Linked DNA regions of Homo sapiens: region 2 is linked to region 1. A link is an interaction called in ENCODE POLR2A ChIA-PET data of the cell type or tissue named here. Cell type or tissue: MCF 10A. All regions are shown on one strand. Each heading gives the region's core, and the rest is flanking DNA. Links, peaks and the distances in the headings are about the cores only. Region 1 has its middle 37 kb from the start of THBS2. Region 2 holds the start of LOC102724357 (a long non-coding RNA gene).

The links. Peaks named below come from ENCODE experiments on the same cell type or tissue, not always from the same donor. Only the 100,000 strongest peaks of a DNase experiment are listed, where the experiment ranks them.
Region 2: POLR2A ChIA-PET joins it to region 1 with 5 read pairs; 3 of 35 experiments call an interaction of 5 or more read pairs at or near these places.

Annotation. Positions count from the first base shown.
Region 1 is chr6:169,283,287-169,299,237 of GRCh38, forward strand. It overlaps the pseudogene VTA1P1. Among named protein-coding and RNA genes, the nearest start is that of THBS2, 37 kb to the left of the region's middle. RefSeq lists an enhancer at 1,478-1,979 and a silencer at 9,404-9,604. In MCF 10A, for the core only: no CTCF peak of the experiment used is centred there; a DNase peak (open chromatin) is centred at 9,525.
Region 2 is chr6:169,057,480-169,073,430 of GRCh38, forward strand. LOC102724357 (a long non-coding RNA gene) reads left to right here and starts at 10,307. Exons shown (of 2, transcript NR_134619.1): 1 at 10,307-10,503; 2 at 11,710-11,945. RefSeq lists an enhancer at 12,335-13,534. In MCF 10A, for the core only: no CTCF peak of the experiment used is centred there; no DNase peak of the experiment used is centred there.

The DNA of each region.
Region 1 (15,951 bases), core at 7,279-12,278:
AAAACATCTTGTACTACAGGAGTGTAGGAATATTACTAAGAATTAGAAAAAGTAGAGAAACAAAGTCTTTGTGGCAGGAGGCCAGCCTGGCTTCAAAGACTTCACAACTGGAAATAACCCTTAAAGGTGGTGATGTCCTCCACAGGCGACACGATGGGAGGAGAAAAACGCATGAACCAGGGACAGACAGACAGGTGTGCATGGCACATCCAGGCAACAGGATGCGCAGGTGTCCCCAGGACACAGGTGAATGGGAGGGCATGAGGAGATGAGGCTGTGGCAGCAAGACAGGCATCGAAGGACGTTGTACGCAGAGGAGCTGAGCCTTAACCATGTCACCCATGGGTTCTGGGGTTTGCTTCTCTGTGTTAATATCTTTGGGTTTTTTCAGATGTGTAATACGTACACATGGTAAGAAATTAAAAGCAAATCCAAAAGCTATGTCTGTGAAATGTAAGAAGGTAAGAAGGGAAGCCTCTCTCCCAATAAGCACTCCTGAATGTAAGTTTCTCATTGTCACACTTTCTTTCTCCAGGAAGCAACCGCTACTGCCAGTGTCTGGTATGCATCCTCTCAGAGGTGATGCACATACACACACACACACACACACACACACACACACACACAAAACCACACACACACATACACAAACATACACACATACAAACACACAAACACATACACAAAAAACCCACACACACACACACAAACATACACACATACAAACACACAAACACACACATACATATACAAACACAAACATACACAAGCACACACACGCACACATACACAACACAAGCACATACACAAACACAAACACATGAACACACAAATGCACACACATACAACACACACACACATAAATGCACATACACAAACATACTCATATATACATACATACACAAACACACATAACCACACAAAAACACACATACACACACATACACAAACACAGACACACACATACAATCACACACCTACACAGGCACACACATAGCCAAATAAAAACACACAAACATACATGTGGATGCACATATAAACATGCACATACACACACACATAAATGCACAAACACACTTAACACAAGCACACATGCAAACAAACACATGGACACACAAATACATATACACATACACACCTAAGCACACAAATGCATGCACACACACATTCCCATAAATAGTAGCACACTGTAGACAATTTTTTGCAATGGACCTTTTCACTTAACAATCATGTCAGGTTAGGTTTCCCTGACCTAAACTCAATAAGTGCTAATGCATAATTGATGTATTATGATGGCACTTGGACCAGGCCTGGTGGGTCGCACCTGTAATCCCAGCACTTGGTGAGGCCGAGGAAGGAGGATTGCATGAGCCCAGGAGTTCAAGACCAGCCTGGGAACATAGCGAGACCCTGTCTACACACACACACACACACACACACACACACACACACACACACACACACAAAATTAGCAGGGCATGGTGGTGTGCACCTGTGTTCCTAGCTACTTGGGAGGCTGAGGTGGAAGAATCGCTTGAACCTGGGAGGTCAAGGCTGCAGTGAGCTGGAGCCCTCCAGCCTGGGTGACACAGCAAGACTCTGTCTCAAAAAAAAAAGAAAAATTGTGCTCCCTCCAAAATACAGAGAGGAATGGGAGAGACAGGACAGGAAAGCAGGAACGCCATGCAAGGCTGTAATTCCAGGTGAAGTCCTACAGCGGCAAGATAGGCTATATAATTTGCAAAGCTCGATGCAAAACAGAAATTTCCCCTGCTGAAGAATCACTGAGGCAGTGAAGGCAGGGCCTGAAACTGAAAAGGGCTTTTGTGGTGCTGACTGTGACCACACACACGCTGCAGCCCCTGAGCTGACCGTGCCTGGCTCTGATTCTGCAGAGGAATCCTGGACACGAGTGGCACCTCTGAGCGTGTCCCTCACTTGAGGCAAGGGGCAGGGTTTTCACAGCTCACACTGATTGATCAGTGCCAGCTCAGGGCCCCTGCCAGTGCTCTCCTGCACTGCCAGCTCCAGAGTCCCAACAGGAGCCTCTTCTAGAGCAGCAGGTGCTGGCTGTGAGGGCAGAAGCAGAGTGAGCTGACCAGCAGTGCACCAGACATGGGGGAGGAGTCTGAGGAGCTCAGGGTCTGAGCAGGACAAGGGCAGTGTCTGTCACAGCTGTGTATCCTGGAGACCCCCCCATATCTGTACAGAAAGCATCGTGCATTATTTGCAGTGATTGCAAACTTCTGTTCAACCAGTGACCCCACTGATGGGCCTTTGGATGTTTCCAGGCTTTTGGTGGCATACACCATACTGTGATGATTATCCCTATTTTTGTGTCATTTCACACTTATGACAGTTTTGTCATAGGATACTGGACCAAAGAGTATGAGAATTTTTTTTAAATTTCAATAGCTTTAGGAGTACAAGTGGTTTCTGGTTCCATGGATTAATTGCGTGGTGGTGAAGTCTGGGCTTGTAGTGTACCCATCACCCAAATAGTGTACAAAGTATCCACTAGATAATTGGAAGAAATCTAGAAGCAACACATTACCCAACTTCAAATTATACTACAAGGCTATAATAACTAAAGCAGCATGGTATTGTTATAAAAGTAAATACATAGCCCATGGAACAGAATAAAGAGCCCAGAAATAAAGCCAAATACAACCAACTGATCTTTGATAAAGAATAGAAAAACATAAATTGGAAAAAGGACACCCTATTCAATAAATGGTGCTTGGAAAACTGGGTAGCCCCATTTCGAAAACTAAAACTGGATCCCTATCTCAGGCCATATACAAAAATTAACTCCAGATGAATTAAAGACTTAAATCTAAGATCTGAAGCCATAAAAATTGTATAACGAAACTTAGAAAAAAACTCTTTTAAACATTGGTCTGCCAAAGGATTTATGACTAAGATCTCAAAAGCAAATGCAACAAAACCAAAAATAAATAAATAAAGTTGCCTCTATCAGCCTCAGAGAAAATATATTTGGAAACCAACTTACAAAAGCTATTGAAAGCTATTGTTTCATAAACAGAGGGAACACAGGAGTCAATGATGCTTACACTTTATGAACCTCACTGCTATTATATTTTAAGATGTTCGCCTGGAGTTCCATTAAGAGAAAAAGCAGCTCTGAAGATCACATTGGAAGGTTTCATCTGACAGGTGAGGGCAGTCCCTTCAGGATGTTCCCATAAAATGAGGCACAGAGAAGATGAGGAGGCCCAGACACATTTCTCATGGAAAACTGTCTTTATGAGTTAAAGACACACAGAATAAGAGTAAACATGAGCATTAAAGAGCAATTACAAGCACCTAAAACTATAAAAGAGAAATATCAATCTGCAACTCCAAACAGTTCAGCCACTGGTCAAACATTGAAGATGAGAGTGTGAACAGTGGATGTGTCTTCATTGATTTCCCTTTTAATTTTATTCTAAGGCCTGGAATGCACCACCTAGGGGAGACATTTGATTAAAAATGTATTTATTCTTAGTATGTAAATCGTGAAAATGTTATTAGTCAACTATACCGTATTGTAAATTAATCTAATTATATTGTTTTATTCCTATTTATCAATTTATGATCAATATTATGCTAAAGCGACCAGGAAATAGAAGCATACATTAATCTACGTGATTGTGTGGATAAATCAGATAAGTTGATGTATTATTAGGAGTATGATTACTTTCTGTGAGCCATGATTAGGTCAGACAGAGAGAAAGGTCCAAATAACATTTGCTTACATGGAATACACTTTCTTTTTTCTCTGCCTGCAATGTTGGGTACGTGGCCTAGGCTCCTGTACTCCCCGGTGTGTGTTCTGGGGCTGCTCTGTCTCAGTGATACGCCATGTGTTGACTCAGTTCCCAAGTCTGCCTCGTGCTCCAAGAACATGCCGGCATTCCACCCTGCAGGAGGGACAGCAGAGGGGAGAGGGCAGACCGCTTTCTTTAAGAATGCATCCCAGAAGTTGATATTGTATTTCCACGTATATCTCTTTGATCAGATCTAGTACAGGGTGAGTATCCCTAATCAGAAAATTTCACATTCAAAATGCTCCAAAATCTAAAACCTGAGCACCAACATGACTCTCAAAGGCAATGCTCATTGGAGTATTTCAGATTTTGGACTTTCTGATTTGGGATGCTCAACTGGTAGTATAATGTAAATATTCCAAATTCCAAACAAATCCCAAACCTGAGACATTTCTGGTCCCAAGCATTTTGGGAAAAAGACACAACATATACAAAGCCCTAAGTCCCTGCAAAGGAGGCTGAGAACTGTAAACTGCATTCCTGGTAGACATTTGTCCATGGTGTTAATTTTCCATGGCTGCTGTGACAAATGACCCAAATGTGTTGGCCTTAACACACTTATATCTTATAGTTCTGGAAGTCAAAAGTCTAAGATCTGTTTCTCAACTCCAAATGCTCCCTCCAGAGTCTCCTGGGGGCAAGTGTTCCCTCCAGAGTCTCCGTGGGGGCAAGTGTTCCCTCCAGAGTCTCCGTGGGGGCAAGTGCTCCCTCCAGAGTCTCCGTGGGGGCAAGTGCTCCCTCCAGAGGCTCCATGGGGGGCAAGTGCTCCCTCCAGAGGCTCCAAGGGGGAAGTGCTCCCTCCAGAGGCTCCATGGGGACAAGTGCTCCCTCCAGAGTCTCCGTGGGGGTAAGTGATTCCTTCAGAGGCTCCCTGGGGACAAACGCTCCCTCCAGAGACTCCATGGAAGGAAGGGCTACCTCCAGAGTCTCCATGCGGGCAAGTGCTCCCTCCTGAGGCTCCGTAGGGGCTTCGGAGGCCCTCTGGGGACAAATGCTCCCTCCAGAGACTCCATGGAAGCAAGTCCTCCCTCCAGGGGCTCCATGGAGGCATCTGCTTCCTCACCCCTTCCCACTTCTCAGGCTCCTTGGCTCATAGCCCCTTTCTCCACCCCCAGTCCAGCAGGGTAGCATTGAGTCTCAGTGGGGACCGCTCCCCACCCTGTGCTGTCAATATCCTTCCACCTGCCTCTCATAAAGACACGCGTGGCTGCTTTTAGCCCCCACGTGTGTTAGCCCCCATGTGTGTAACCCAGGAGAATTCCCCATCTCAAGATCCTTAATCACAAAAGTCTCTTTTGCCACGTAGAGTAACAGACACAGGTTCCAGGGATTAGGACCTAGGTATCTTGGGGACTGTTATTCAGCCTACTAAGTCCACTAGAATTATTTGGGGACTGAGGAAGAAGAAGCCGGGAATGCTAGAGCTCCAGGGGCTTTTGCTGCAGAGAGGAAGCTGGAGTCTGGGGACGAAGGCCGGGCAGAACTGGAGAGACGAGGTGGGGACAGGAAAGACCCCTGGCCCTGACCCTGTCCTCAGCCACCCTCCCTCCTGTGCAGGGAGAGCTTGCGTCCCTCTGGAGTAGGAGGCTGTGTGGAGAAGCCTCTGATGAGTGAGGAACAGGATGTGCCAAGAGAAACCTCCCCTGAGTCACTGCTCTCCTCGGCACAGGGCCGGTCCTACCCACTTGCCACGTCTTTTCCAGAAAGTCAAGGGATAAAGATTAATATTTCACGATGCCTTTGAAGCAGCCAGAATTCCACACAGCGCCCCTGCCTGCCTAGGCCTTCTTCTGACTCTTCAAAGTGGAGCGGACACGAGTCCCAGGCCCCCTGGAGGCAGTGGCCTGGAGGTCTTGCTCTCCCTTTCATCTCCATCCAGGACGGGGACAGCAGCTGCCCCTTGACCCCCTCGGCCCTCCTGTTCCTGGTCACTGCTGGGTGAGCCTCTGCTTCCAAGCAATTGGGGACCCGGAGCTTGTCACCAGTTTGAGTACAGGGATGTGAGTACCGTGGAATCTATCCACAAGCCAGAGCCAAGCTCAGTGGGAACAAATGGCTGGAGTGCTTCAAAGACAGAACATTTTCTATCATTTTCCTCTCGTGGGGCGTCACCCAACCACACTGCGCTATTGCATTTGGGGCAGATGCAAAGGTGGCCCTCAGCTGCAATGTTTAACCTCATGCGAGGCAAAGAGGTAAATCTCTCTTCCTTCATAAAAGAACACAGAAAGCAAGTCAGCGCACTCTCCAATTGAACAGACTTTGAGGACGAGACTCATCTACAGTGTCTTATTTTCTCATTGCTCTGTGTGGTCTACGTTCTGAGGAAAGGAGAGTGAGGTCATGTTATAACCATTTGCAGTTCCATCTTTCCAGAAAAAAGGAAAAGTTATTTCCTGCTGAGTGTCTAGAGTCCTCAGCCCCAGGAGGGGAATCTGATGGAAAATTTGACACAATAAATAATTAATCTTATGACGTACAACAAAAATTCTAATTCCAGATTATCCCTGAAACCCAATGTTATTGAAAGTGTCCCTGGCGTCATCAGCATGTACGTGATCCGGGACTCTAGGCATTGGTTTGCCTGCGATTTCTCCACCTTACACATAGAGCACAGCCCAAGCATGTGCCTCCCGCGGTTCTAGGGGCTGAGCACACCCTGGACTGAGATGGACAAAGCCGTTCTCTTCCGCTGTTTAGGGCTGAGTCATTGAGCAAGTGATTACACGTGGAGTAAACGCTGGGGGTAAGCAGGTGCGAAGGGACACGAATCCAGAATGCATAAAACCAGTTACAACAGCACATGCCATTTCATTCTGATCCACAGGTGTTCTGATATACCCATGACTCAAGGCTCTGCAGAGATAAAGCGAGAACAGAGCTGTTATTCATTACATATTTGATTTAAAAGACTCTTTAACACAGTTCCAACATGTTTATCTTCCAAAGGAAGAGAAATCTTGGACGGCATAAGTAGCCCGTGGTTGAATTCCCTCCGGCATCCCAGGCTCTGCTGTACAAAGTATCATATTCCTGGCTAGCCCACCTCCTGTCCAAACCGCCTCCACCAACCAGCTCTCCTCATTCCTTCTGGTCAGGCCCTTGGGCTTGCGTTTTCCAAGCCACAGATTTCTGTATGAGTTATTTCCTTCCCTAAACCAAGCAGAGCTTGCACCATTACTGGGTTCTGCCACATCATCCTGATAGAAAATAACTCCTTGAAAACAACCCCCAGCCTTCTCTGATGCCCAGGAGACTAATGGGTACTCGGCTTAACACTTGGATGACAAAATAACCTGCACAACAAACCCCCATGGCACAAGTGTACCGATAGAACAAACCTGCACGTGTGCCCCTCAACTTAAAAAAACAAAAGTTAAATTTAAAAAAAGTCTTGTGAGGGCCGGGAGTTGTTTCATAGCATTATTGTCTATCGGCATGTCGCAGGGAAGAGCGGGAAGGATGGGAACTGGAGGAACTTGCCGAAGGCCACACAGCTCGTGTGGGATTTTCATCCCAGCCCTCCATGATCTGGGTTGCTTTCAAGTTCGTTTCAGTGAATTTATGTAAATCATCTGTTTCTCTTCCCTACCACACAACTACCAGAATATACATATCATTCAAAAACAGGTTTCATTGAGCATAGATCTGGTCTATTTGGTTCTTTAAACCTCGAGTGGCTGTTCATTGGCCAACAGATGAACAAGAGCTTTCTTAGAAGAACGCTTAAGAATCTTTACAACCTGCCACCACCAACTTGAGTGCCTGTGTCCTCGGCGCATGAATTGACTTGCTGAGCTGCAACCTCTCTGGTCTTTCTTCTGTGCTGTGCGGCTCCCTCCCCCTTGAGCCTCTTCCCCACTCCCAGGCCCACTCATCTGGTTTCCACTGTCTTGGCCTTCAAGACTCAGCTTACTGCAAATTCCTCTAGGAAGCGCCTCCCTGTTCCGAAAGATGGGTACAAGTGCCTGTCTTCATCCCTCTGGCTGCTATCACAAAATACCATAGATTGGGTGGCTCCTAAACAACAAAAATGTGTTCCTCACAGTTCTGGAAGCTGGCTGGGAATTTCAAGATCAAGGTGCCAGTAGACTCGGCGTCTGGGCGGCTTCCTTGTTCATAGATGGTAACCTCTGTGTGCATCCTCGCATGGCAGAAAGGGCAGAGGAGCTCTCTGGGACTCTTATAAATGCACTGATCCCGTTCATTGGGTTCCATCATCATGACGTCATCACCTCCTGAACGTCCCACCTCCTAATGCCATCCCCCTGGAAAGAGGGGCTTCCAACACCTGGATTTCATGGGAATACAGACATTCAAGCCACTGAGTGCCCCTTCTCTGCACTTCACAATACCCTACGTTCTCCAAACCTCGGCACCTGCTATGATACATCAAGCTGCTTCCTTCCTTGTCTGATATAGGGACTGGGCCATCAGTCTATTCATTTCCTAATTGCTGCCCTGCTTACCCGTTCATCTTCAATGTCTTGTTTACGTTTAATTTTCTAAACTTACCTCCTCATTATCTAACAAACGTCCACCCCTCTTTCCAACCCCGCATGCTGCCCTTCTATTACGAAGATGATCACATCACGATACCCTCTTGCTCCCACTTTGGGAAGAACTTCTGGTTCTTTGCTAACATGCATGTCACTCCTGGCCAGGCTCTGCACTGGTCCTTCAGCGTCATGGCTCAGCTATGGGCCCACATTCCTCTCAGACTGTGGCCACCTTGCATTTTCATAAAACCAGGGCTGGTGACTTCTGACCCTGGCAGGAATTGTGTCCCAGGAATTATTAACCCTGCCCTGTGCTAGGGCACTCCCTGAAGGCGGGCCCAGTGAGAATCATGCGGAATAGTTTATTCAGACTGTGGGGGGCAAAGGTTTAGCTGAGGGCATCTAAGAATATGATTTAAAAAGTGCTGAAAATGTTTAATCAACATGAGAACATGACCACTGTCCCTTCAGTACTGACTCGCCCTCATCCTCTCGTCTTCTGAGCCCACACTTTGTCTTCTGGATTTACCACTGACCTTGTGTGAGGCCGGGACAGCAGAAGCCATGGCTCCCAGGGCCTCTGACACCCCTGTCACTGGCAGGGGCGCCTCCCCCGTGTTTAGGTTTTATTGTGGAAGTGCAAAGCCCGCTCTGACTGCTTACCTTTGTGTCATTTTATCCTATGACACTCATTTTATCCCATGTGGTCGGTCTCATTGCTGTGCTTGGAGTGGGGACAAGGCATTTAAAGCAGGAATTCATTGCATGATGGTGATGAAAAGTCTTCTTTCCTTTTCATAGCCTTTCACTTCCTCATTTAAACCGTTTATCCCCTGCAAAGCTAAAAATCAGTAACACGCTTCTCAGTACACTCCAGCTTCAGTGATCACCCTGTGCTGTGAAAACATTGTGTATCAGAGGGATTGCACCCCATGAGCTCATTCATATTTACACAACATTTTTAGATTTAGATGCCATCCTCAGGAGCAAGGTATTTGCCCCAGAGATTGCGTCTGGGAGCGCGGGCCCTGCAGAAGCATGGAGAGCGGAGGCCTTTGTACCAGGACATCTCACAGGCCCACTCTGCCTCAGTGGTGTTGACCCAGAGCTCACCCCCAGCCCCCGGCACCCTGCAGCAAGAGGCCATCCTGGTTGTGCAATCAGCCTTGTGGAAGCGATCTCCTCACTCAGGAAATATGATCCAATCTCCCTCTGCTAGGTGACTCATCTCCAGGCTTTCATCTTCTTGACAGGCAGGGTTTTGTCTGTAGCTGCCTCAAAATATTCTTTCCATTTCATCATAGTTTAATATTTTATAGACTTGTGTTCTTCAACAAGTAATTAAAACCATCCTTAGCCTCTCAGGATACAAGTCCATTGAGAAAAGTCTGATAAGATGCTTCCGGATATTACACACGGCCATTGTATGTGCTCAAACATTTTACGTTACTCATCTGACATCTAAGTTTGACATTTAAACTTTAAAAGGGGGGCTTTATTACCAAACAACTACTAAAAATGATTAAAACCTTCAAAGGAGTTACCAATAAGAACATTGTATAAATATGACTAAATCAGATGATTTTATTCCTTTATTGCAGGATAATAATTAGAATTAGGTGGATTGAAGTCAAAATCCCAGAACAAAACATATTCTTTGCTCTCATGAATTTCTTACAGTTTAAATAATTTTTGCACTGATGTCAACACCATTTCTAAGGTGAAGTTTCCTTACATGAAAACAAAACAGAAGAGTTCCACGATTTCAAACATTCTACAAAAATTTCCTCAGTACAGATATATTTCATAATCACCCAGATATACTCCAATGTGTGAATGATTCTTAAGTCAAAGAAATAGCATCAGCTCAAGCTCTAATTCCCTTTTCTCATCTTTTGAACTCTCAATGCTACTCTCCATGGTGGCTGTTTAAATCTGTATCTTTCCTAAAAATAACTCAAAGAATCCACGTGTAAGAAATGGACTTTGTGTATATATATGTATATTTGTATATATATATATGTGTGTGTATATATATATTTGAGATGGACTCTCACTCTTGTCACTCAGGCTGGAGTGCAATGGCATGATCTCGGCTCACTGCAACTTCTGCCTCCTGGGTTCAAGTGATTCTCCTGCCTCAGCCTCCCAAATAGCTGGGATTACAGGTGACACCACCATGCCCGGCTAATTTTTTTGTGTTTTTCATAGAGACGGGGTTTCACCATGTTGGCCAGGCTGGTTTTGAACTCCTGACTTCAAGTGATCACCCGCCTCAGTCTCCCAAAGTGCTGGGATTACAGGCATAAGCCACTGCACCCTGCTCTGGACTTGATAGTTTTAATGGAATATGTCGAGGTATAATTGACCTACTGTGTAATGCATATATTTTATGTGTATAGTCAATGAGTTTTGACAAATGATATGCAGAATTATCACCACCACCATCAAGATACAGAGCATTTCATCACCCAGACATGCTCACGTGCCCCACTGCCAAACTCCCTGACAGACTTGGCCCCAAGAAAATACTGATTTGCCATTGATCACTATACATTCATTTTTCCTTTGCTAGATTTTCTTATAAATTGAATTATACAATATTTGACCTTTTGTTTGGTTTTAACTTTAAAACCTTTATTGGTGTATGATGAAAATAAAATAATCAGCATATATTTATATTGTACAATTTGATTAATGTTGGCATATGTGTATCTATGAAACTATCAACACAACCAAAATAATGAATGTAGCCATCATCCCCAGAAAGATTCCTCCTGCCTTTGTGTCTGTGGCCCTTCTCCCTGGCACCTCCCTGCCTCCCTTAAGCCTTCGGAAGTCACTAGTCCACTTTCTGTCACTGTGGCTTGCTTGAATTCTCTGCAGTTTTATGTGAGTGGAATCATACCATGTGCGCTCTTTCCTGTCTGCCTTCTTTCCTCCAGCATGCAACTATTTTGAGATTCATTCATGCTGTTGAAGGTTTCAGTTGTCTGTATTATTTTATTGCCAAACAGTATTTCATTCTACGGATATTCCAAAATCTGTTTACCCATTCACCTTTTGATAAAATTTTTAGCTGTTTCCAGTTTTTGACTCTCACAAATATAGCTGCTATGAATGTTTACACCCAAATCTTTATTAAGGCAAACCTTACATTTCTCCTGGGTAAGCACTAAGGGTCAGAAAAACCAGACAATCTGGGGAGTGGCTGTTTAGCTTTTGACAGAACTGCCAAACTGTTTTCCAAATTGATGGTATCATTTCACGTTTCCGATAGCAGTGTGTGGGAGTTCTAGTGACTGACTACACGTTCTCAGCAACACTTCGGCCAGTCTCTCCAGTTATAACCATTCTCACAGGTGTGTGGTGTCTTTCTGCATGGTTTTAATTGGCATATCTCTGATCTTTAATAATGTAGAGCACTTCTTAATGCACTTTTAAATGCAGTGAGCTTGAATATACGACAACAAAAACTTCCAAACTAAAATGAAAATAGGAAAACAAATGAAAACTGGAACAGAATATCAAAGGACTTGGGAATAAATTTAAAAGATTTTATACGCATATCATTAGACTACTAGAAGGAAAAGGAGAAACTGGAGAAGAAATATTTGAAATAATAATTACCAAGGATTTTTCAAATTTAATGACAGACATTAAACCACAGATCCAGAAAGCTCAGAGGACACCAAGGATAAATATTATAATAATAACAATTAATTATAATAAGGTGAATACATAAGCATATCATACCTAAGCTACAGGAAATCAAAGACAAAAAAATGTCTTGAAAGGCATCAGAATCAAGAGACAGCTGATCTGCATGGGAACAAGAATAAGACTTACAACAGAATTCGCTTTGAAACTATGCAAGCAAGACAGTGGAATGAAATATTTAAACCATTGACATAAAAAATATATAGTAAAAAGTATACTACAAAAGTAAAGGGGAAATAATTAATTTCCTAGACAAACAAAATCTAAAGGATCCATCACCAGCAGATCTGTGCAAGAAATGTAAGAAGTTTTTAAAGAAGAAGAAAATTGATACAGATCAGAAATTGAATCCACCTAAAGAAAGGAAAAGCAATAGATAAGGAATAAATGAAGGTAAAATAAAATCCTTTATTTTTCTTTGTTTTAACTAATCAAAAATATAACAATATCTTTTAAAAAATAATAGTAGCAATATATCAGGTATCGATAGCATACAGATAAATGAAGTGAACAAGAATGTTATAAAGGGCAGAAGGAAGGTATTAGGAATATTTTATTGTAAGTTAACTACACTATCTATTAAGTCATACAGTGGTATTTGAAGGTGGACTTATATTAGTCAGAAATACACATTGCAAACCCCGAGACAACAACTAATATTTTTAAGAGAAGCATAATTAATATACTAAAGAAAGGTAATACGATGAAAAAGTTTAGTCCTATATCTGGAAATCTTTACTAAATTTAAATTTGTGTATTAAAGTAATAATGACCTGTTTACCCAAACATTATAGATGTTTAAATATTTCCTTAATGCATGTAAATTGAGATACAAAGCTTTTTCACAATATACATGTATAGCAGTTTGCTTTAATTTTTTGAAGTAGGGTTTAATGAGTATTTTTAGAATCATGCTTACATCAGTCCCATATAAACAGAAATTGCTGGGTCTACTAAATCCACAGTAAACCTGATTGAGGCTGCCCATGCATGCTTCGACAGGAATCCAGTACACAAACAGATTTCATCAGCATGTTCAGTGGAACTAAGGTCTTCTTAGAACTGTGCTTCTGAAAGGCTAAATGCACTGTTAGTTGTTTAGGCCAAAGTTGCACAGGTCTGTTCAAAGACTTCCTTCTTTGCCTGTAGTCCATACTTAGGGGCCTCCTGTAGGTTCTCCACATAGTGCTTACCTTTTCATTTTGCAAAAACCACTTTTAGCATATTTGAACTATTTCTCTGTACTAACAAAGTCCTCTGGTGCTAGGCAGTTGCTGCCCTGGGAAGCTCCTGAAAAGTATGAGGTCAATGGCCAGAACAGTTTGGGGGGCAGTTTGGATGGTGTTTCTTGCAACCCCTGTGCCTTGAGGCATTCTTGTTGGTGTATTTGCTGGAGTATGTTCACTGGGAGGAATCCGTATTCTGGTCTAGTGGCTTGATGTTGTGTTGCATGGATCATAAATTAACGATGATGGCCACAGTGGCTGGCCGGGGGGCGGGTAGGGGTTTCTCCAGCATCTTCCTTTTCTTCAACTTTATTCTCTTCTTCAATTTCAACAGGTTTTGCCTCAGAGGTGTCCTCATTCTTTAAACAGTCGTGTCTGCTGCCTTCCACCTTGAAGGCTCTCTGTGTTTCACATTTTCATTAGCAAGTTTGCTAAATACTATCGTGACTTGCAATATAGAAGACATTGATCATGTTTTTGAGAAAGTGTCCAGCACTATCTTTATTGTTGTCATACAAAAACACTTTCAAAACTTAATTATTGGGCCGGACACAGTGGCTCACGCCTGTAATCCTGGCACTGTGGGAGGTGGATCACGAGGTCAGGAGATCGAGACCATCCTTGTTAACACGGTGAAACCACATCACCACTAAAAAAATACAAAAAAATTAGCCAGACGTGGTGGTGGGTGCCTGTAGTCCCAGCTACTCGGGAGGCTGAGGCAGAAGAATGGCATGAACCCGGGAGGTGGAGCTTGCAGTGAGCCAAAATTGCGCCACTGCACTCCAGCCTGGGTGACAGGGTGAAACTCCATCTAAAAAAAAAAAAAAAAAAAAACTCAATTATCCAAATGGGCAAAATTGGTCAGGTGCGGTGGCTCACACCTGTAATCCCAGCACTTTGGGAGGCCAAGGCAGGTGGATCGCCTGAGGTCAGGAGTTCAAGACCAGCCTGGCCAACATGGTGAAACCCCATCTCTATTAAAAATACAAAAATTAGTTGAGAATGGTGGTGCATGCCTGTAATCCTAGCTACTCAGGGAGCTGAGACAGGAGAATCACTTGAACCTGGGAGGCAGAGGTTGCAGATTGCACCATTGCACTCCAGCCTGGGTGACAGAGCGAGACTCTAACTCAAAAAAAAAAAAAAAAGTGGGCAAAACCAACTATTTCATGGATAATAGCTTTATTATCACCCAAAGCTACTGATTCATTAGCTTTGATGAAACTTAATAACATTTGAGAGTTTTACTCTTAGTCTGAATTCCAGTTGTATCATGTATAAAGAACAGTAAGAGTCCACAACATGGTCCTGCTTGTCATGCTTCTGGGCTATTCTCAGATGATGTTATGTGTTCCTAGATTATGGAAGGAGTGGGGGCAATAATGGGATAAACATGGCCAACTCTACTCTGGGAATCAACACTCCTATTTCACAACTGAACAAGTGTAAAAGAATAGAAACCATACAGAGTATGCTGTGAGACCACTGTGGAATTAAACAAGAAATTAATAACAAAAATAGCTTAAAAATACACAAATATTTAAAGAACATACTGGGTTGAACAGTGCACCCCCAAAATTCATGTCCACCTAAAACCTGTGAAGGTGACTGCATTTGGAAATAGGGTCTTGCAGATTTAGTCAAGTTAAAATTAAGTCATAGTAAAACCTAATCCAATTATTGTTGTCCTTGTCAAAAGGGAGAAATTTGGACACAGACACACAGAGGGAAGACAGTCACGTGAGGATGGAGTTGGAAATTGAAGTTATGCTGACATACATAGAGCATTTCTTTCAGTAGCTGCAGAATAAACTTTTCAAAAGCACAAGGACACTTATAAAATTTTATCATACACAGGACAAAATTTGATGTCTTAATACATTTTAAAATATCAAAGTGGTACACAACATAATTTTTAACCAAAGTGAAATGAATTACAAAATCAGTAACAAAAAGGTAACTTGGAACTCCTAAGTGTTTCCATATTAAGCATCAGAGTTTCCAAACAACCCTCATGTATTAATCAGAGTTTTCTAGATAAATAGAACCAACATAATTGTATAAGTTCATTCTCACTCTGCTATAAAGAACTACCCAAGACTGGGTAATTTATAAAGAAAAGAGGTTTAAATGACTCAGAGTTCCATAGGCCTGGGAGGCCTCAGGAAACTTACAATCCTGGCAGAAGGGGAAGCAAACATGTCCTTCTTCACATGGCAGCAGGAAGAAGAAGTGCTGAGCAAAGAGGGAAAAGCCCCTTATAAAACCATCAGATCTCGTGAGAACTCACTCACTATCATGAGAACAGCATGGGGGAAACCACCCCCATTATTCAATTAACTCCCACTGGGTTCCTCCCACAACACATAGGGATTATGGGATTACAATTCAAAATGAGATTTGGGTGGGGACACAAAGTCAAACCACATCAATGATGTATATATTAATTACAAGGTATTGCCCGTGTGATTATTAAGGCTGACATGTTCCACAATCTGCTCTGTGCAAGCTGAGACCCAAGAAAGCCAGTGGTGCGGTGTGAAACCTGAGAGCCAGTGAGCTGACGGTATAGATTAGAGTCTGTGTTTAAAGGCCTTAGAACCAGGAGTGCTGAGGGCAGAAAATTGATGTCCCAGTTCAACAAAGCAGAAGGAGTGAATCTTCCCTTCCTCT
Region 2 (15,951 bases), core at 6,557-11,556, 230 kb before region 1:
CACAGGAACAAAAATCCCAAAACTGCATTCTCTCAGAAGAGGGAGTTAAACAATAAGCACCCATGGATATGAACATGGCAAAAACAGACACTGCAAACTACTGGATGGGGGGGAGAGGGAGGTGGAAGAGGTTAAAAAACTACCTGTTAGGTACCATGCTCACTACCTAGGTGTAATACACCCATGTAACAAACCTGCACATGCACCCCCTGTATCTAAAATAAAAGTTGAAAAAATTATTGTTTTGTTAATGTACTGTTTTTATGATTTTGTTGAATTGCTTCTCTGTATTTTCTTGAAGTTTACTGAGCTTCCTTAAAACAATTATCTTTAGTTTTTTAGTGTTTTCTTTTTTCGGTCAGGCACTTTGTATAGCTCAATTTTTTAAGGATGCATTACGGGGAAGTTACTGTGGTTATTATCTCAATGCTGATATGCCTCCTGTTTTTCATGTTTCTTCTCCCCTTCTGTTGACGTGTGAACATTTGGTAGAGGAGTCCCCCACTGCAGACTTCACAGGCTACATTTGGTGTGAAAAACCTTCTCCTACTTGGGGAGTGGGTGTGAGAGCACTGGTTGGGTGGAGCGAGCAGTTATGGTGCCAGCACAATGCAACCGTGTGTTCTTTATTCGGTTTTCTCTGTTTAGGTTGGTGTTGTCAAAGATTGCAGGGACACTCAGCGGCCAACACCGTGGATGTCTCCTATGGCAACAAGGGTTGTTGGGATTTTGGTGGTGATGGCTGCTGTGGTTCTTCTGATCTTTCTTCTCCCACTGGAGAAGTTGTGCCTGAGAAGGTCCCTAAGCACGGGGTCTGGCTTATAGGCCTACTTGTGTTGGCAATGGCACCAGTCTGACAAGTGTGACAAGTCAGACAAATGTCTGACAAGTGGCACCCATGGAGCAGCAACAAAGCAGAGGCCTAAATCCGGGACGTGGATGGAGAACTATGGCTCGGTGGTCCTGGATGGTAACATAACTTGTGCCTAGAGCATAGGCACGCTTGCTGCCTTGTTGGTGACAGTACATGAGGTGTAGATGCTTGTGAAACAGCCTAATTGATGAGAACAGGAGCACAGGCATGCATAGAGCAACAGTGATTCCGGGGTTTGGACAGGGCCAGGCTTTTTATGGAGTCTAGCCCGTTGCCCAGAGCGTGGGAACATGCCAAGAGACCTTGGCTCTGCTGCTTAGTATGGAAATTCGCTCATCGTTGTGGTGGCTTGATGTTTAACATGTGGGTACGCACCATGCAGCCTCATCAGGGTCTGGAAGGTGGACACTTGCAGGGTGGCCGTAGCTCAAGCATCCGGGCGAATGCAGGACTGGGAGAGGCGGCAGCCGTGGTCCCGAAGTAGCATAACAGAGGCTGCTTCTTGACAAGAGCTGTGCAGCCACATCCCCCTCTCTGCAGTTCCCCAGTAGAAGTGGCTGTTGGTTACCTCAGTAGCAAAAGATGCTGGTGTTCTCCGTGGAGCACCACTGGGGACCATGATGGGTCCTGCCACGTGTCTAATCCTCCACCTTTCTTCTTTGTTCTATGTTGTCTCCTGACATTCCAGGTTTGCCAGTCTTACCAGCAATCCTTTCTGTGTGGATATTCTCTGCTATTTTGTTTCACTGTGTTGTTGCTAAAGATTGTTTAATGGGCCCTTGAGCTTTCCCAGAACTATTTTGGTTTGTGAACAGGTGTTCATATTTGTTTTTTTGCGGAGGGATGAAGGTTGGTATCTCCTGTTCCTGGTGACATCCCAGACTCTCTTAATCAGACTTCCTACCTAGATCCACATGCATTTCTGTTAAATGGAAGAGAAAACATACAATAAATTACTGTGGTTAAGTAGGTTGTGATTGTTCAAAGAAAGGAAGTGGGATTTTGCTCCACTCTCAATTTCTACCATCTTGGTCCAGCTCTCATAATTTATCTGAAATATTGTCATGATTTCTTCTCTACTATTGCTTTTTATTGTAATTCAAAGTCAGGAAATGTGATCAGTTCAGCTTTATGCTTCTTAATCAAGATTGCTTTGATTATTTGGGGTACTTAGTATTTCTATACAAATTTTAGAATTGTTTTGCTATTTCTTTAAAAAATGACAATGGAATTTTAATACAGATTGCATTGAATCTGCTTATTATGTTGATATTTTAACAAAATCATTCATCCCAATTCATAAACATAGAATGTATTTACATTTATTAGTATATTTAAAAATTTTTTCAACAAAGTTTTGTAATTTTTAGAAGTGTTTTACCTCTTTAGTTAAATTCATTTTTAAGTATTTTATTATTTTTGTTGCTAATGTAAATCGGAATTTTTTTAAAAAATTATTTTAGTCCTATGTAAGGGAAGTTCACTTTACATTTAAAGTGAGTCTCTTATAGAGCTCATATCTCTTGATTTAGTCAACAGTCTATTTAGTCACTCTCTGTCTTTTGATTGGGGCTCTAATCCACTTACATTTAAAGTGAGCGCTAATAGGTAAGGACTTACTAGTGCCATTTGGTTTTTGTGTGTGTGTTTTAAAATTCTTTTGATCTCTTTCTCTTGCTGTTTTATTTTGTTGTTTTATTATTCTTGTAGTAGTTTGATTTGACTTTTTCTCTTTATTTTTTGTGTATCTGCTATATATTTTATCTTTCTTTTTTTGTGTTTTTTTGTTTTTTTGTTTGAGATGGAGTCTTGCTCTGTTGCCCAGGCTGGAGTACAGTGGCACAATCTCATCTCACTGCAAACTCTGCCTCCCGGGTTCAAGCAATTCTCCCGCCTCAGTCTCCTGAGTAGCTGGGATTACAGGCACTTGCCATCATGCCTGGCTAATTTTTGTATTTTTGTAGATATGAAGTTTCACTATGTTGGCCAGGCTGGTCTTGAACTCCTGACCTCAAGTGATCCACCCACCTCAGCCTCCCAATATGCTGGGATTACAGGCATAAGCCACTGTGCCCAGCCTCTACTATATATTTTCTTTTTGGTAATCATGAGGCCTGTTTAAATCTTGTATTTATTATCCTCTAATTTAATTTGGTAACAACTTAAGTTCAATTATACACATAAACTTTATACTTTTATACCCACTCCCCCAATTTGCTTTCTTGATGTCAGAGTTTACTTATTTTTACATTGTAAATGTATTATCAAATTTTGGTGGTTATTATTCTTAATAATTTTGTATTTTAATTTTTACTTTAGGATTATGTGCGTGTCGCACACACCACTGCAGTGTTATATTATTCTGTACTTTACTATGTATTTACCTCTGTAGTGAGCTTTATAGTTTCATATGCTCGCATGCTGCAGGCTAGCGCATTCTCAGCTCCATTTAAGGACTCCCTTAAGCATTTCCTGTAAGGCAAGTGTAATGGGAAACAAATAAAAACAAACAAACAAAAAACCTCTTTTTCATTCTTTCTTTGTCTGGGAAAGACTTTTTATCTCCTTCATTTTTAAAGAGTATCTTTGCAGCATATGTATTCTTAGTTGTCCTTTTTTTTTCTTTCAGTACTTGGAATACATCACCTCACTCTCTCTGGGCCTGTAAAGTTTCTGTTGAGGAACTCATTAATAAACTTACTGAGGTTCCCTAGTATGTGACAAGCAGGTCACTTTTTTTTTTTCTGCTTTTAAAATTCTTTCTGACTTTGACCTCTGGCAGTTTAGCTATAATGTGTTTTAGTGTAGTCCACTTTATATTCTACCCTCTGGGGTCCTGTAGGCTTCTTGAGCCTGGATGTCTATTTCCTCACTGGATTTGCAGTATGTAATATTATTATTATTATTATTATTATTATTATTTTATTTTATTTTATTTTATTTTATTTTTTGAGACGGTGTCTAGCTCTGTCACCCAGGCTGGAGTGCAGTGGCGCGATCTCAGCTTACTGGCTCACTGCAAGCTCCGCCTTCCGGGTTCATGCCATTCTCCTGCCTCAGCCTCCTGAGTAGTTGGGACTACAGGCGCCGGCCGCCACCACGCCCGGCTAATTTTTTTTGCATTTTTAGTAGAGATGGGGTTTCACCATGTTAGCCAGGATGGTCTCGATCTCCTGACCTCGTGATCCTCCCGCCTCGGCCTCCCAAAGTGCTGGGATTACAGGCGTGAACCACCACGCCCGGCTATTATTTTTTAAATAAGTTTTATGCTCCTTTCTCTTTCTCTTCTCCTCCTAAGACTCTCAAAATGTGTGCATTAGTTTACTGATGATGTCCTGTAAGTCCTTAGGCTTTCTGAGTTTTTTAAACAGTTTTTACTTCCTTTCCCATCTGAGTGATTTCAAATAGCCTGTCTTTGAGTTAGCTGTTCTTTTATTCTGCTTGATTTAGTTAATATCTGCTGTTGAAGATCCTATTGAATTTTTTGTTCAGTCATTTTATGCTTCAGTGCCACTTTTTGTGTTTGGTCCTTTTTTATGTTTTCTATTTGTTTGTTAACTTCTGACTTTGTTCTTGTATTGTTTTTCTAATTTTTGTTAAATCATTTATCTGTGTTCTCTTGCATTTTTCTAAGCTTCTTTGTAACAATTACTTTAATTTTTTATAAATTGTAGATCTCCATTTTTTAAAATAACTTCTGGAAGTGTATCGTGTCCCTTTGCCAGTGTTATGCATCTGTATTTTTTGTGTTGTTTATATTCTTGCACTGGTGTCTGCACATGTGAATAAGCAGTCACCTCTTCTAGACCTTATGGGCTACTTCAGTAAGGAAAGGCTTTCACCTGAGGGGAGAGGCGTGGGCATGTCTACTGAGAAGGGCGTGCAGAAGCACGTTATGGCACTGGGTCTGGTGGTGTGCAGGGCACCGGGTGGCTCTGCGTCACGCAGTGGCTCTAGCTCCAGAGGGTCAGGTGGCAGCTCAGCGACTCAGGCAGCTGGGATCTATGACACTGGCCATTGCGTGGCCCTCAGTGCCAAAAGCTGTTGGGGAAATCCACGGTGGCTGTGGGGGCTTCAGCATCACGTCTAGGTCTAGTTGTCTAGTTGTGATTGCCTCCAGGAAAGCAAGCCCAAGGGCTGGCGGTGGGAGCTGTATGAGCGTGAGCATGCATGTGATAGTGGTGCAGGGGCTGCTGGTGGGAGGGACATTTGTGGGCATGGACAGTGGCTGTCCTGGGTTTGAAGCCACAGCACCAACCGTCACACTGGCTAGGGCAGCACCAACCGTCACACTGGCTAGGGCAGCTCCAACCGTCACACTGGCTAGGGCAGCACCAACCGTCACACTGGCTAGGGCAGCTCCAACCGTCACACTGGCTAGGGCAGCTCCAACCGTCACACTGGCTAGGGCAGCTCCAACCGTCACACTGGCTAGGGCAGCACCAACCGTCACACTGGCTAGGGCAGCTCCAGCAGTAGGGGAAGGGGAGTGGTGGCTTAGGCATCTGGGGTCTGTAAAGGCAAAAATGTGAGGGCCCTTGGTGGTGAGATCTGTGGGGAGTCTTTGTCAGCTGCAATGGCTGTTGGCTTTCCCAGGGAGAAATTTGCTGGAGTTCCTATGGAGCAGTCCACTGGGGTCCACAGCAGTGAACACTATGGGGTCTTCGGCAGTGAACATGATGGGAGGTCCATGGTGCTTGCGAGGGCTGTTGCAATTCTAGTGGCAAAGGCTACTGGGTCCCCTGCAGAGCGGGCCATGAGGCACTGCCCTGGTACCCACTGCATTGCTGATACTAACAGGCACTTTTCTTCTTTATTCCTAGCTATATTCAGATGTGTCAATGATGAGGATTTCCCCAGTTATCTAGGTGGGTTGAAACAGAAGCAGGTGCTTCAGGCAGTGCCTCAGGAAGCTGGTCACTCACGCTGCTGCCTTTTTGCCTCATGAGGAAACTCACAGGCCAAGGAACTTCCTCCCGGTACTGAGCTGTGCCAGCCTGGGGATGGGGTGATGCAGGCAAAATTACACTGGTCCCCCTACCCTTTCTGTGAAGTTATTCTCTCTCTCCTCTCTCTCTGTCTCTGTCTCTCTGTCTCTCTCTCTCTCTCTCTCTCTCGTTCCACTGTGGTGCTGCAACTTCTTGACTTCTGAACGTTCCCAGGGTTATGTTAGCTTGTGAATAGCTAATTGTTGTTTTCTGTTTGGAGGTGCAAATGATAGGGTCTTCTACTCTGCCATCTTTCTGATGTCAGCTTCTGCTCTTTTTATTGTTAACCTTAATAAAATCAGTTTCTAGTAAATGCTTGTGTTCATTTCTGGAATGATGCATCTGCCTGTTTATGCCACTACACCATACCTGTAAAATTATTCTCTTTAAAACATATTATAATATCAAAAACAGATAAGCCAAAACTTTATTATAATTTTTTGACGTTGTTTTCCATAGCTACCACCTGTCTATTAACTTTTGGTCAAATTAATGGAGCACTCTAGGCTTCAGTTTGTATATTTGTGTAATAAAAGGACTAAACTACAGCACCTCCAAGTCTCATTTCAAGTTTATTCTTCTGCAGTTCTTTGAATCTACTCTTTCTACCCTGGAAAAAAATTATTACTTTTTAAAAATTGATATACAAAAGGGAGTATATTCATAAAGCCTGTACCTTGGGGCCTGGGACACTATGTGAGTCTCCATTTTGCCTTTTAACAACTCAAGGCTTTGCTTGCTGGGCAAGTTTCCACTTCAAGAAGAAAAGAAAATGATAAATGATGGAAAAAATCTAATTTAATTTTCTTTAAATAAATGATTTGCCTGTTGATTCTGTATTCAAGGTATAAAGTTGGGGATAAAGTTTACAATGTTTTATTTTCCTCTAAAATACAACCAAATTTTGAAACTATTTCCTGTTGAAACACATGTGTACTTTTAAAAATAATCGTCACGGCTGGACACCAAAGATTGATAGCGGTGTTCTTAAAGACTCGTTTGAAAGAAAGTGAATGAAGTCAGTCTCCCAGCCCATGGGATTTCCCTAAATGTAGAGCAACCTGGCTAAAGAATATCCTCACCAGATTGTATTGTTTTGCTTCCTGGAAGTTGAAGCACAAGCTACTGTATTGCACGGAGATGTGAGTTTTAGAGTTTTTAGTGTCTGGAAAGGTGGACGGATTTAAATCAGCGGTAAGAATGTCTTGGAGCTCAGGCATTTATCAGGATTAAAGTAATCCAAATGGGTTTGATTTGTGCTTAATAGGCTGGATCCTGGTTTAAACTGCAGATGTTCAAAGGGGAAAAAAAGACTCATTTTTCTTATAGTTTATGTTTCGTTAAATTTATTGAAGAACCAACTGTAAAATAATTCCACCTTCAGTGGAATTCAAGTTCTGGAGCAGTCAATGGACAAAATGTGGTAATCTTGGGGTTTGTTAATTTATACAAAACGGTTGGAAAAAGCTTCCCGATAACACAGCTGGTCTGAGCCTCAGACCTCACTTGTGAGCCCCAGAGCCCCTGTTCATCTCCATTATAGCGGTTCAACATTTTATCTATCATTTTTGCTAGCTCCTCTTTGAAGTTAGGGCCATAATTTACAACAGAAATGGAAAGCTCACAGACACAGAGTGAATAACGTCTCTGAATTTGATTTGGGGCGCTGGCGACACACGCCTTGATGACGGGAACGTTTTGGTAGAATGTGAAGAAGGCAGCGCATTGCGCGTTTCCCAGCTGGGCTGTGCCTCTGATTTGCGGGTGTCGCCTGTGGACCCACAGGCCTCCAGCCTGGCGCTCCCTAGAACTCGTCCTCAGAGCAGCCGCCCGAGGCCGTTTCCACCCAGTCCCCTCTACTCCAGGCCTTCTCACGAGCATCAGACCTGCTCCCGTTCTGTTCCTCCCCCGCCTGCTCCCACCCTTTCTTCCCTTCATTTTTCAGGTATTACGTTCAAATCCGTCTCCGCGGTTTCTAACTCCAGCTTGACATCTGTTTCCCAGAGGATGCTGACAAACAGGATATGAATTCAATAATGTCCATTTTTCTAAGCTAAATTCTCTGTTTTGATGATTATTCCCCTGAATTTTATATAAGGTGATAAACAGTAAAAAACTGTTTACTTTCCAGACACTGTGATTAGATACATTGTATGTCATTAAGGTTTAGCAATTTTTCCATTTCAAACGCTTACATATGATATTACTATAAAATCTTTGGTTACCTTAATTCTTGAAGAAATATTCAGTAGCCTGGAATCACGTATTTACCAATTTGAAGAGCTGTTGAGTAACGTTAACCATAGAAAAGTCGATGTGGGGCCAACATGCACAGAACCTCGGGGTCTCACCAAAGAATTGGAGTGGAGTGAAGACAGTTAGTGAAGAAAGAAAGAAAGAAAGAGAGAAAGAGAGAAAGAGAGAAAGAGAGAAAGAGAGAAAGAGAGAAAGAGAGAGAGAGAGAGAGAGAGAGAAAGAAAGAAAAGAAAGAAAGAAAGAAAGAAAGAGAAAAGAAAGAAAAAGAGAGCCCAAGGTTTAGCGTGAACTTAACTTGGGTTTCATTGTTCAACGTCTGGTAGAAAAATGTTCCAAACATGTATTCCTTTACTGTTTAAAAAGGGGTGCAACTCATTTTAACAAATATAATTTCTATGGCAACGTCTTGATTACCCACCCTAACATTTAAACTCTAAAATTGCCTTATTGTTTAAGACGAAGAATATGAAATGACTCACCTTATTTAATAATATTATTGATTCTGCATGTTGACTTCAAAGAATATTTGATCATGTTTTTGGAAAAGAGAACTCAAGATACTTTGGGACAGAATTTTTATTTCTTTTTTATGCATCTTTATTCTTGGCTGAACTCAGAACCTTAAAAATAATACTTATATGCCTGTGGTTACCCTTTATGCAGTATTTTTTTTAATATAAATCAACTTTAGCCCACTCGTTACCCCCCTCCAAAATTCGTTTCCACTTGACTTTTCCAAGTCATCCTTTCCAAAGTGGCCACTTTCCCCGCTCACACCTTTCTAAATTGTGGTTCCATTATTTAAACTGGGTAATGTTTTCTTAGCTAAAGACTCATTTGTGCAAAATACATTTACCAAAAATAAGTTCTTAAGAAAGCAAAAAGGCTTCAACTCACACTTTTTCCAGGATGTCTATAATTTTTTTAGGGTCTATCAATTTTACAACTAATATATTTTACTCCATAATCTCTTCCAGATATTTTTCATTAAACTTTTACTCACAGTGATTCCATGTCAATTTCTGTTTTCAAAACTTCATGTGAAATTCATAATTCTCTCGCATACAACCCAACACAATGCAGGGTGAATTGCAAAAGCAAATTTCCTTTTGACTTGTTTTGGTTAGTGTTATAGCTTCTCAAATGCTGAAATAACAGTTGAAGTATCTCTCCATTCTGGTATTTTCAGTAAAATGAGCATTTATTAGTCAGGAAGTCTCCTAGATAGTCACATCTTCTGATGCCGATGTAGTAAGAAAATTTTATGTTTGCATTATCTGGATCTAAGATGTGTAATGGAAGAAAAAAATTCGTATTTAAAGCAGTGCTTATTTTATCAGTATTTCCATCATCTCAAAGTTTTGGTTTAATACTAGGCACCTAGAAAACGCTTTAAGATGACCTTTCACATTTTTGTATCTTCCCTGATCACATGGCGTAAAAGGCATAACTGGCACAGGAAGAGAGCAGACGTGGGGCCTGGTCAGTGCTGATTATCAGCAAGTGCAATGTTATTAGGACATGGCCAGTCTAAGACGAAGAAACTGGTTGATATTTATTCAATAACTTTTATTTGGGTATGTGCTGTGTGCGTGGCTCCCTTGCAAGTCCTTGTCTCCTAATATGGAGTTTAAGGCAGTAACATTTCATTTTAAAATGTAGAATGAATTTCTAGTATAAAATTTAACCATGGAATGCCATCAAATATATGCACCCCCCCCCCCCCCCCCACACACACACACACAGGAGTGGTTACGGATCGAATCTCTGCACTGTTCCGGTGTCAGGACAAAGTGGGACACAGCATGAAGCCTGTGCGCTTAATTGCCATCTGCTTCATAAATGAACGAACAAAGGAATCTATGAGCGTGTTAGCAAAAGTATTTTTCCAAGTGATGTTAATGTGGCATCTGTTGCCAACAAATATTTTGCATATGATACAATCTATGCAATCACAATGGGAGGGATCAAGAGGAGCCAATCACAATGGGAGGGATCAAGAGGAGCCAATCACAATGGGAGGGATCAAGAGGAGCCAATCACAATGGGAGGGATCAAGAGGAGCCAATCACAATGGGAGGGATCAAGAGGAGCCAATCACAATGGGTGGGATCAAGAGGAGCCAATCACAATGAGAGGGATAAAGAGGAGCCAATCACAATGGGCGGGATAAAGAGAAGCAGACATGGAGCCCTGCAAACTTGGCCTAAACATTGCTCTCGGTGTTCTAGCATCATAATGTGACTTTTCTTTTTAACCACAGTTTGTTGTTAATTTATAAAGTTACACTAACTTCCACCTCCGATACAGAGCTTCTAAAAGAATCAAAGTATAAAATATATGTGGTTGTAAAAAAGTGCCTTGTAAATTCTAAAGCACTAGAGAGTAAGTCATATTCTCTCTCTCTCTTTTTTTTTTATGACTGCTAGAGGTCTTCGTTGGTACCGAGTTGCTATTGCTCTGAAATCTTTCAATGGAGTATGTTAAAACATACATTAGAATATAGAAATATAAAAACATACATTAGAATATAGAAATACAGAAACAGATTCCTTTGCTCAATTTGGTTCACATATGAGATTTCTGTTCTTTCATTAAAAGCTCATTTCCTACACAAAATTAACATAATTACTTATATTTTTATCCTACAATGATATTCTGAATTGATTTTGCAAAATACTTAAGACCTGTCTTCTACCTTGGTAAGTAAAAAAAAAAAAAGTTTGTATTGTTTCAGCATAATCTGTAGGTATCTACGCAAAACCTACTCACGAGGCTAACTTCAGAAGGCTCATTTTCACCTCCCTATAAATCTGATTTCCTTTGTCCACTGACTCAGGCAGTTCCAACCCCCATTTTATAAGACACTTTCACCAAAGAACCAAAATGTCAGACCAAGTAAACAGCACCACGGATCACTTGCTTGTCATAAACGCAGCCAAAATGGCATTGCTGCTACAATGGCTATTTAAATCTGCTGTTTTTCTTCCCTAGATAAATCTAGAAAAATCACCATGTTCTTTGAGGGAAGCTGAGAGGGAAAACCAAAAAAGTACAAAACCAGATTCAGAAGAGAAAGGAAAGATTATCTTGAGTGAGGTTGTCCTCCAAAGACAACTCTTGGCAGAGGCTGGTGGTACGGGGAGACGTCAAAGCCTCCATGTTCAGGCGTCCAGGGTCCCAGCCTCTAAAACGGCTTCTGCCATCCATGGCCGCCAGACATTATTTTTGACTAAATTCCATACTTTTTTATCTGAATTGGCTTTTGCACATGAGACAGGCAAAGGGTTTAAAAATAGTTACACCATAGTCCATTGACTTCTCATTTTTATCACTTACACGGATAAGTCATTTTTAAAAATCAAGGGTATCTTTTTGATGTGCACCTAGCATTTGCGTGAGGGTGGTGTGTTAACACTGGAAAATAGGGCTAATTCAGACTTCCTTGTTACCGGGCCCCAGTTTTTAAGTGATCTGGAAGTCCTGAGTGGATTGTGTATCCACTGAGCTACTGCCCATTGTCTGGTAGTTCTCAGAGGACCGTGCAGAAACTGATAGGAAGTGAAATACTATTTGTGTTCGCTTGTGTAGGTGAATACATCTCCAGGATGAGGCCACCCATTTTGGCTTCCACTAACCCGGAGGAACCTGGAGCAAGGAAACCAAAGGAAGTATTCAGGAAGCTTCAGATTTGACTGCTGGCATTATAGGCAAGAATTACACACACATGACTTACTGTTCACTATTGGTGAGAACTCGTGTTCTCATTTCGGGCAATGTTTAGAATGAAGCTCCATTAAACATGCTTGCTCCGAGGAATATCCTTAGAACGGCCATGCTTCTTATTGTGATTGTTATGTTATTTTAAGGTAATTCTTGCCTTTTGGCTGGTTGATTGCATTCTTTAGTTTGAGGCTATGCTTCTGACCTCATTACTCCAATGTCCATCTGCGTCAGCGTCACCTTGACAACAAGAGCAGGGGATGCGTCTTGCATGAGTGGGTGGCCAAAGAGACAAACCTCTGGCTTTCTGGGAGCTCCTAGCGTTCTCCTTGAAACCCTTAACACATATGTGTTTTCTCTGCTCTACATTAGATCTCTAGACTTATCCTACAAAGCTGAAACTGTACTGTTTGACCTACAACCTCCCATTTCCCAGGTGTTCATTCCTGCTCCTTACACTGGTAATTTGCCAAGAGAGTAAATTTTAGGTTACCTTACTGTGATGGTTAATACTGAGTGTCAACTTGATTGGATTGAAGGATACAAAGTATTGATCCTGGGTTTGTCTGTGAGGGTGTTGCCAAGGGAGATCCACATTTGAGTCAGTTGTCTGGGAAAGGCAGACCCACCCTTAATCTGAGTGGGCACCATCTAATCAGCTGCCAGTGAATATAAAGCAGGCAGAAAAACTTGAAACGAGAGGCTGGCCTAGCCTCCCAGCCTACATCTTTCTCCTGTGCTGGATGCTTCTTGCCCTTGAACATCAGAATCCAAATTCTTCATTTTTGGAACTTGGCCTGGCTCTCCTTGCTCCTCAGCCTGCAGACCGCCTATTGTGGGACCCTGTGATTGGGTGAGTTAATACTTAATAAACTCCTCTTTTACATATACATCTATTGCATTAGCTCTGTACCTCTAGAGAACCCTGACTGATACACTTACCATGCCCGCACACACACAGCAACTGTGTGAAATGATGTCCGCATTAATTGGCTTGACTGTAGTCCTTGCTTCCCTATGAGTGTGCATGACCAGATCACTGGATCCAAACAGCGTGTCACACACCTTAAATACATGCAATACAGTAAATTAAAACTATGACGTTCCCATGTGTTCTTAGCATGATGAAAAAGAAATGCCAGATTCACAGTGTGTTTTCTGGGGAGAGCAAAGAGGGGAAATTTATGTGCCAAACTGGAGTCCCTTAAAAGAAAATGAATTTCAGATATTTCAGCCTGCTCTCACCAGGAGGGGTTCTCTGCTAATAATTGTGAAGGAACGCGATAGTCAGAGGCACAGAGGGCCTGAGTGCAGCTTTAATAACTTTGGACAGGACCTGGGTCCTGAGCGTGAGTCACGCTGAGGTCGCTGTGAACGGCTGAGCCCTGGGCTGTGAGTCAGCCCCTCGAGGCGCATGATACAGCTTCAGGCTCCACCAACAGTAGGTGCTTAGAGACTCATGGGCTGCTGGGTTATGACCGAATGAATCAGCCTGAGGGAGAAGATGGTTTTACGACAGAAAGTGGGACTGTGGTGCCAATTTTCTGTTTGAGTTTTGTGTGTCTACACAGTTTGACAAAAATGGCATTTTATTTAAGCATTGTGCACATTTCTTAGAGAATCCGAGGTGACCTATCTTGAGAAAAGGAATTCAAGCTGGACCGACCACAGACCTCGTGCTAAGCATTGGAATCATTGCCCTGCCAGATAGCATTTCAACATCTATTTCCATCCTTCTTCACAATATTACTTTTAACTGATGTCAAAATAAACAAGCCTAGGAATATCCAAGCAATTTGTTCTCAGAGCGCCTGGTGTCCAGTTCAGTGCCTGGACTGAGTCAATAGCACTGTGAGTGATAACATTCTTTATACTGTTAACCAAAAAAAAAGATAGGTTCCATGATTTTTTGTGCCCCACGTATTAATACATGGTTGTAGCAATTATTTTCATGCACAAGGACTGTGCACCTACCTGTGTTTTTGATTCTGCATTAAGGAACCATTCATATCAAATGTTATAAACCAGGGAGCTGGGTTTATAGTTAACATACACACATGCACACAAAATAACTGTCAACATTTAAGCAAGTTGCTTACAGATTAAAACTATGTTGACAATAATCGCAAATAGAGTACTATTGACACCTCAGAAGGACTTCTGTTGCCCTCCTCACCCTCCCTCCCTTCCTTCCAGAAGGTGACCCCTAATCTGAGGGCCAACGCTGCAAAGCGGCTCTGTCTGTTTCAAAGCTGAGCACACGTGGTGTCACGTGACACATGGTCTTTTGCGTCTGACCCCTTCTAGTCTGCATGATGTTTGTGGCATTCATCCATGTCCTATGCAGTAGAGAAGATGCCATTCCTGTAAAGTAACTCATTGTAAAAAGAGACACCGTTACTTATTGATACATGCTACTGCTGATAGACATTTGATGTGTTCTCAGTTTGAGGTCATAATGAATAAGACTTCTGTGAACATACTTGATATGGCTTGGCTCTGTGTCCCCACCCAAATCTCATCTCAAATTGTGATCCCCATGTATCGAGGGTGGGACCTGGTAGGAGGTGATTGGATCGTGGGTGCGGTTTCCCCCAGGCTGTTGTGATAGTGAGGAAGTCTCATGAGAGCTGATGGTTTAAAGGTGGCGCTCCTCACTTGGTTCTTGGTTCTCTCTCTCTCCTGCTGCCTTGTGACGAAGGTATTTGCTTCTCCTTCACCTTCCTCCATGATTGTAAGTTTCCTGAGGCCTCCCCAGCCATGCTGAACTGTGAGTCAATTAAACCTCTTTCCTCTATAAATGACCCAGTTTCAGGCAGTTCCTTACAGCAGTGTGAAAATGGATGAATACAACACCGTGTGCTTCCTTGGTGCTCATATGCACGTTTATGATGTCTGATGTCGCGGCAATGAATATGTCTTCACAGGACGCCAGCTGCAACCATCTGCAATCCACTGCTGCCTTAGTGTGAAGGCTGCACTGCCTGGGAGCTGTTCCTCAGCAACATTCACGTGGATAGGAAGGCTTAGCGGAGCCCGTCCTTGGGGAGGCGCTGGGCTTCTCTGACCGCTGGCTTTGGCCTTGGGGCTCTGCAGCAGCAGTGGCAGTCTCTCAGTCTACAAAGAGGTCCAAGATGCATCCTCCCAGCCTCCTTTCTCTCTGTCCTCCTCTGGGGTAGAACTCGAGTCCCAGCCTGGCCACTCTCCCACATTGTTTCCCTTGCACAGGCATTCCTCCTTGTAAAATCCTCACCCAGTTAATGTCAGTGTGGCCTCTGCTCCCCGGAGCCCCGGACCACCCAGGGTCCTGCCCAGATCCTCTTAGATTCCATGCACAGCGTGCGTCTGTGGGTTTGCTGCTTGGGGTCCACACCACAGACCTCATGAGAGTATCCAGAGGCTGTGGAACAGGGTGTCCCATCGGGAGGGAGGAGTGCTTAGGAATCCAAAGCCCCAGATGAGTCTGTGGCCTGGGAGTGACCGGGCAAAAGCCCCTTGCACTCGCCTCAAGGCAGGACATATCCCGAGACGCAGTTTCTACTTCAGTGCCCTTTGACAGATCCGGCTGAGGCTGGGACTTCACCTGAAATCCAAGGTTTGAAGAGAATGGCAGGAGTTTGAAGTTGTTCCTGAGAATTAGGGAGCGAATTTTGACCAGGGAATCACAGCTAGGGAGAGGCCAGAGCTAAGGACCCACTTGGCGCTGTAACTGGGGGCATCCCGAGAGCCGCACTCACCCGAATTGAACCAAACGCATCAGGACCACAGTGTGTCTACATTTCAAAAGTACCTTATTCTTATTGACACAGCAGATTTGTACACAAGAATAAACAATATGAACCAACACTTTATGGTTTTTATTTAAAAGTGTGCCTTTGAGAAGTGATGAAAAAGCAGAATTTTCTGGAGAAAAACTTGGGAATCAGATGATGAAATCACTTTCCAAAATATGACTTTACATTAGAATGTCTGCTAGAGAAGCCTGGAATCTGGATAAGACCAACAACAGGAGGCTGCAGCTCCTACACCAGCCCCACCCTGATGTTCTGGGTGGCCTGGAGCAAGGAATGGGATTCCTGGGTTTCCTGACTCCACATCCTGAGAGGCTGC